Linked DNA regions of Homo sapiens: region 2 is linked to region 1. The links are chromatin contacts, found by Hi-C in ENCODE. All regions are on one chromosome and are shown on one strand. Each heading gives the region's core, a stretch centred on a gene start or an enhancer-like site at or near the end of the contact. The rest is flanking DNA. Distances are from core to core; before and after follow the strand shown.

The links. Hi-C counts contacts between places; a loop is a spot of excess contacts on that map. Pooled maps may share reads with other maps.
Region 2: a pooled map of adrenal gland shows a loop between it and region 1 (2.0-fold over the local background). The contact joins the enhancer-like site here to the promoter of C1QTNF9 in region 1. A Hi-C loop is called at or near these places in 2 of 168 maps with a recorded cell type or tissue (CD4-positive, alpha-beta T cell and colonic mucosa) and 1 of 50 pooled maps.

What each region holds. Positions count from the first base shown.
Region 1 is chr13:24,307,761-24,311,479 of GRCh38, reverse strand. C1QTNF9 (C1q and TNF related 9) reads right to left here and starts at 1,900. Exons shown (of 4, transcript NM_178540.5): 1 at 1,864-1,900.
Region 2 is chr13:24,493,495-24,497,213 of GRCh38, reverse strand. It overlaps PARP4 (poly(ADP-ribose) polymerase family member 4), which reads left to right. Exons shown (of 34, transcript NM_006437.4): 7 at 2,492-2,641; 8 at 3,481-3,618. Among named protein-coding and RNA genes, the nearest start is that of PARP4, 17 kb to the left of the region's middle. Within about 2 kb of position 1,898, at least 2 of the 41 ENCODE cell types and tissues checked have a DNase peak (open chromatin) inside an H3K27ac peak, as active enhancers do.

The DNA of each region.
Region 1 (3,719 bases), core at 651-3,150:
TATGTATGTATAGAGAATAGAGGCCATCATTCTGCAGAATGCTGTGACCGCATGAGCCAGACATACTGGCATGGTCAGGGCAAAGGGACACAGACTGCAAATAACTTTGAAGTTAATGTTTTTTAGTCCCCCCAAAATAGTGTTCTTATTTAGTTCACTTATTTCTGACTCATTCTCCGATTCTTTACCTATATCTGTCCTTTGCTAAAGAATCTCTTGATAAATGGTCACCCAGTGCCCTCTTCCTGATTAATTTTCTCCAAGAACATCATATCCTTAATTCTACAGCCAAGGTTATCACTCCTCAAGATTCTTAACTCTCCAAAACTAAGATTTAATGTAAACCTGCTAGAAATCAGCTGAGTGATATCTCCTGGGTTTCCAAACCTCAGAGCCTCAGCTTCCTCCTGCATGCACTGGAAAGGACGAATGCCCTCCCGGATCTGACGATCTAAGAGTCAAAATAGCTCTAGGCTGCCTTCATCGAATATATTGTCTTCCATGCACTCTCTATATTACACACTTTATACATTTCTTCAACATATCTTTTTTTTTTTTTTTTTTTTTTGAGACAGAGCCTCGCTCTGTTGCCCAGGCTGGAGTGCAGTGGCGCGATCTCGGCTCACTGCAAGCTCTGCCTCCTGGGTTCACGCCATTCTCCTGCCTCAGCCTCCCGCGTAGCTGGGACTACAGGCGCCCACCACCACGCCTGGCTAATTTTTTGTTTTTTAGTAGAGACGGGGTTTCACCTTGTTAGCCAGGATGGTCTTGATCTCCTGACCTCATGATCCACCCGCCTCAGCCTCCCAAAGTGCTGGGATTACAGGTGTGAGCCACCGCGCCCAGCCTTCTTCAACATATCTTGACAGTTATTTTTTTCCTGCACTGTAAATTAGCATAGCCATAAAAATGAAAATGTGTACAATCTGAATATGATGAACCTGATCAGGAAAAAAAAGTACACATTAAAATTTGTGCAAAATAATCTATAAGCTTCTCTAGAAAGCTCTCTTAAAAAGATCCATCATAGGCCGGGCGTGGTGGCTCATGCCTGTAATCCCAGCACTTTGGGAGGCCGAGGCAGGCGGATCACGAGGTCAGGAGATCGAGACCACAGTGAAACCCCGTTTCTACTAAAAATACAAAAAAAAAAAAAAAAGTAGCCAGGCGCGGTGGCAGGCTCCTGTAGTCCCAGCTACTCAGGAGGCTGAGGCAGAAGAATGGTGTGAACCCGGGAGGCGGAGCTTGCAGTGAGCTGAGATCCTGCCACTGCACTCCAGTCTGGACAACAGAGTGAGACTCTGTCTCAAAAAAAATCCCAGCACTTTGGGAGGCCAAAGCGGTTGGATCATAAGGTCAGGAGTTCAAGAGCAGCCTGGCCAAGATGGTGGAACCCCATCTCTACTAACAATACAAAAATTAGCAGGGTGTGGTGGCCCATGTCTGTAATCCCAGCTACTCGGGAGACTGAGGCAGATAATTGCTTGAACCCGGGAGGCGAGGTTGCAGTGAGCTGAAATCATGACACTGCACTCCAGCCTGGGCGACAGAGCAAGACTACATCTGAAAAAAAGAAAAAAAGCCCACTATTCTTATGACTTATTCTATGGTTTTTCTCTCTCCTCCCAGCCAATTGCAGAGTTCCAGCAGAAGAATTTCAAAATCTGCTTTTATCTCCTCTTTAGCCTCTTCCTCAAGAATGAATTTTGAAAGCGGCTTACCCCTTTCCTACCCAAAACTGTATAGACATCTGACTATTTTGCAAATAACTAAGCAGGATTATCCCACAGATAATATAAGCGTTGTTTTAGGACCTAGATGGCTTAAATTGAATGTAAAGAAATCCTTTCCTGATGAACTTACCTGGACCCTAGGGCTGCAGGCTGGACCCAGATACTGTGCAAACCAAGAATCAAGGGCCAGCTAAATAAAATCAGCCTTCCTGCCATACAATTCCCCAGTGGATATGTCTGCAAAATAGCAGGAAGGGGAGGGAACAGAGGAAGGCCAAGATGTCTTGGAAGAGCTTCAAGAATTACAGCAACACGTAAATCAGGTAGCATATTCTACCAGCACCACTTAGTTTAGAAAAGTTAAATCCTTTTGAATGAAATGAGGGAATACTTTCAAGGGGAGTCTGAAGGAAGGAGTGCCCCAGGCAGGTTTCTTTCATATATATATATATATATATATATAATACTTTAAGTTCTAGTGTACATGTGCACAACGTGCAGGTTTGTTACATATGTATACATGAGCCATGTTGGTGTGCTGCACCCATTAACTCCTTTCTTTTTCAAAGTGATGTTCATGCCTTTGCTTCAGTGCTTCTCCCTGACCTTGGGGTAATTACGGGCAACAGGACAAAACTGAAGGCTGCTAACTGTTAAGTGGCTGGGTCTCATTTGGATCCCGGACCATTAGAATTCCTACCGCTTAATTAGATTTTCAGATGGGTGTGTCGTAATGCCTTACGAGTTTAGGCATTTGTGTAGGTAAGGATTCAGTGTCCATTCCCCTCTCACAATCACACACTCCACCTACCACGGAGAACGCGGTGCAACCATTTGTTCAATGCCAGTAATCATGGACTCACTTTCCTCGTGTCTAGTAGTAACATTTATCTAAAACTTACAGTAGCTTCCAGAGGACAGAGGAGCCCAGCCCGGTTTCCCGAGATGCCGCAGTGCACGCAGCAGGAGCAGAGGCCACGCACAGAGCAGGAGGCCACGCAAAGAGCAGGAGCAGAGGCCGGGTGTACGGGTGGGTGCGGGGCTCACCCCAGCTCGGCGGCGAGGCCACGCACAGAGCAGGAGCCCACGCACAGAGCAGGGGCAGAGGCCGAGTGTACGGGTGGGTGCGGGGCTCGCCCCAGCTCGGCGGCGCCGACTCCCTCTCCCGCCTTACTCGCCCCCGTGCCTCAATTTCCCCGTCAGTGCAGCGGACATGACAATGCCGTGGTCCCAGGTGGGCGGCGGGATCTAATTAGTCGGTGTAAAATGAGTGAGATCTGGCTTCTCCCCGGCACCCCGCAGCCTGCCCCCACTCTTGGTGGCTAAACGCAAGGAGCCCCTGAGTCCCAGCTCCGCTGGGGGCTCTCAGCAGTTCTGGCCGGGCTCCCTCTTGCTCGCGTGGCTGGTCTCTGACCCCTGCACCGCAGGCGGCCCCGACGGAACGCGCGACGGGTCCCCGACCTCCTGCTGGGGACACCCGTCTCGCTGCCCGGCCCTTCCCCGCTTCCCGCGCCTCTGCGCCCCGGAGAGCTCTGAGACAGGACCACCTGGGCAGCCTGCCGGCCTGGACCTCTGCCTCAGAGCCAGCGACGGAAGCACAGCCTCGGGCCTCCACCGGCCACGCGCTCCCCATTCCGGGCTCTCCCACGTCTGCACACTCCAGCCCAGCCACGCGGAGAGGCTTCCAGAACCTGCCCTGCGGCCCCGCTTTGCTGACACCCCACTCACTCCGTGGGTTCTTCCTCCCGCCAGGACCCTGCCGGGGCCTGGGGTCCGTGGGAAGCCGGCTCAGGAATCAGGATCCTGGCCTCCTGCTTACAGGGAAAAGGGCTCCATCCTCCTGGTGTTTCCCGACTGCAGCGCCTCCAGCCTCCGGGGCTGCTGCGGCCCAGGTTCAGCTGGGTTCACTCCAGCTTTGCTGGTCTCGCCAGTGCAGAGTAGGGGCGCGCTTATGACCTAACGGTCATCTCCCCACAACTCTCCTGG
Region 2 (3,719 bases), core at 649-3,148, 190 kb before region 1:
AGAGGCCATACCTTTGCCCTAGGTCAGTATCAGGTCAAGAGCACAGTTCCAATCTAAAACAATCATGAAACAAAAATAAATTTAGAATTAATGCCTGAAGTTCAAATAAAATGCTGCAACACCCACCAGGATGCCTTCTCAAGTAGACATTCAGAGTTACAGATCTATCTTTTTTTTTCTTCTTTTTCCCCGAGACAGAGTCTCACTCTGTTGCCCATGCTGGAGTGCAGTGGTGCGATCTCGGCTCACTGCAACCTCTGCCTCCCAGGTTCAAGCGATTCTTGTGCCTCAGCCTCCTGAGTAGCTGGGATTACAGGCATGCGCTGCCACGCCTGGCTAATTTTTGTATTTTTAGTAGAGACGGGGTTTCACCATGTTGGCCAGGCTGGTCTCGAACTCCTGACCTCATGATCTGCTTGCCTTGGCCTCCCAAAGTGCTGGGATTACAGGCATGAGCCACTGCGTCCTGCCTACAGCTCTGTCTTGGGCCAGGAAACAGTCACTTCTCCGTGAGAGTGGCCCTCACAGAGGCCCACACAGGCTCCAGGAGCTTTTCCCTTTGTTCCCACTCTGAGTGTCAGCTCAGGTACAAGAGAAAGAGACTCACGTCAGGTGGATGTGAGATCCACTTGGCTTGGAAGCCCTACCCCACAAGAGCCCATAGCTCTTGTAGCATTGTCTCGGGTTCCAGATGCCCTCAAGGGACATACCCAATTATATGAGTCACTGCTCTCTGACAAGCCCAAAGCTTGGGTTTCCCACCATTGAGCCCCCAGTATCAATGCAATTTATCAATGAGAGGCCACAATTACATAAGCAATTTTGCCTACTATTACAGCTGACATGCCATCTTTATCAGATTTCCATGGGAACAGAGCTAGAAAGCTAATCCATGGTCAAATGTGTCCAAGAAGGAGAAAGGGTTTTGTTACCCTTGTACCCTGAAATGCATACTGGATTTTGTGGAGGATATAGTTGTTTGGGTAAGAAGTAAGTAAAAATGAAGGTGAAAAACATGATAGAATGTGTTATTGTTTTCTTCATTGAGAAAGAAAACCATAGCATCGTTTAGGCCAGGACATCCCTCAGGGTGCCTTCCTCCCTTAGCAAGCCCGAGTCTGTAGAGATGATAGAATGTGTCGTTGTTTTCTTCATTGAGAAAGAAAACCGTAGCATCGTGTAGGCCAGGACATCCCTCAGGGTGCCTTCCTCCCTTAGCGAGCCCGAGTCTGTGTAGAGCACCCCTGGGTGAGCCTGGTTTGCTGAGCAGAGAAGCCTGTCCACCTTGATAGCAGTGAGCCTCAGTCCACCGTTCTGCTGAAGAGGATTTTCCAGCCTGCCCTTCTGCTTAATAAAACCATTTTGATGGGAATCTTCCAAAATTATGTTAAACTCTACCGTCTTAAATGGAGTGACTTCAACAGGCACTCCTATTTTCCAAGTTTCAGAGGCATCCTGCGGCCCCCCTATCTGGGAGGGCGGCTTATGGGTATCCTGAGTAGTGTGGCTTCCCAGGGGTCCACACCCCCAAGCCAGGGGCTCAACCAACACCTACAAGGACACCATGGCTTTGAGCTGGGGCAGGTTCTTCCAGATTTTCCTGGGGTTAATGTTAGGATCACTGCCTACTACAGAGGCAGGAGTTGCCCAGAAGAGCAGAAAGTGCCGCCTCCACAGGCAGTTTGGGATGAGGGAGGAGCTGGAGCCTTTAACATGTGCATGACCTAATAACTTTCCTGCCTGTCTACTGGCTGTGATTTCATTTTCGCTGTGTGCCCGTCTCTAACAGTTCTTCCTTTCTGAAGTATTTTTCTTTTCTTCCCCTTCCCCTCCAGATTTTTTTTTTCTCATTTCCAAAAAGCTGGAAAACCAGATTTACAAGCTAGTTAGACTGGTTTGTAAGGAGTCTGTAGACTTGGAAGGAAGCTTTGAGTAACTCTCCAGTGAAACAAATGATCTTTTCTGTCTGCTGTGCATTCTCAAGCTTTTTCCCCTCTACCTCCAGGTTTTAGGCTATTAAGAGTTTAAAATTTTGGTAATTCTGGCCAGGCATGGTGGCTTACGCCTGTAATCCTAGCCCTTTGGGAGGCCGAGGTGGGTGGATTTCTTGAGGTCAAGAGTTATTCAAGCCAACATGGTTGAAACCCCATCTCTACCAAAAAAATACAAAAAAAATTAGCCAGGTGTGGTGGCACATGCCTGTGGTCCCAGCTACTCAGGAGGCTGAGGCAGAAGAATCGCTTGAACCCAGGAGGTGGAGGTTGCAGTGAGTTGAGATTGTGCTACTGCACTCCAGTCTGGGCGACAGAGCAAGACCCTGTCTCAAAAAAAAAAGAAAAAGAAAAGAAAAAGAATTTAAAATTTAAGTAATTCTTTGAAAAAAACTAATTTCTAAGCTTCTTCATGTCAAGGACCTACTGCTTTATTTATGTTCAATAAAGCTAGATATGTAAATAATGACTGTACTTTTGCTATACACCATAATTCACAGACTAGAAGACAGTTTGCTATAAAGAAAACCTCTGAAGATGCAAGTGAATACTTTGAAAATTACATTGAAGAACTGAAGAAACAAGGATTTCTACTAAGAGAACATTTCACACCTGAAGCAACCCAATTAGCATCTGAACAATTGCAAGCAGTGAGATTGATTTATAATTTTTTTGTTGTTGATTGAATATTTTTAATAGAAATGTTTTCTCTATTACAAATAAAAGACTGGGCCAGGCTTCGTGGCTCATGCCTGTATCCCAGCAGTTTGGGAGGCCAAGGCAGGAGGATCACTTGAGGCCAGGAGTTCAAGACCAGCCTTGGCAACATAGAGAGACCCATTTCTACGTAAACTGAAAAACATTACCCAGGAATGGTGGTGTACCTGTAGTCTTAGCTACTCATGAGGCTGAGGCAGGAGGACCACTTGAATTCAGCAGTTCGAGGTTACAGTGAGCTATGATCATGCCACTGCACCCCAACCTGGGCAATACAGCAAGACCCTGTCTCAAGTAAATAAATAAATGTCAGGAGGGAAGAGGAGGAGTTCAGAAAAGGAAATCTGAACTCATAGAAAGGCATGGAAGTTGAGTGGGGAATGTGTTTTAGAACAAGACAGGAGATGTATTGCTTATTTCAGCAGCAGACCCTCCCAGCTTTTGGGAGATGTCTTTACAACCTAGGCCATGAGTCAAGGGTCCTTAATCCTGACTTCGTGTGTTGACTACTACTGACAGGCCTAGAGCTTACAGGGTGAAGGAAAAAAATAGAACAGGAAGAAAAGCGGGTAGGAGGGAATCAGAGAAGAGAGAATGGAGGAAGACAGAGGGAGGATCTAGTAGAGAAAGGATTTAGTTACCTGGCTGGGGATGACTCTCCTGGGCTCTAATCAATTATTTCTCCTCACACCTCTGTTCGTTGGCCCATGTAAGTTTTACACAAACTCACACATGATGACTTTTTGGTGGCATTTCTATTTTATTATTGTAGTTGCTTTTGGAGGAAGTCATGAATTCAAGCACTCTGAGCCAAGAGGTGAGCGATTTAGTAGAGATGATTTGGGCAGAGGCCCTGGGCCACCTGGAACACATGCTTCTCAAGCCAGTGAACAGGATTAGCCTCAACGATGTAAGTTGGTGTGTCGCTGAAACAGAATGTGAAAAATCTGCCTCCTGGTTGATTGGCTTCAGCAATAACACGTGTGTTTGCATGCTGGCCTGACTGCTCTG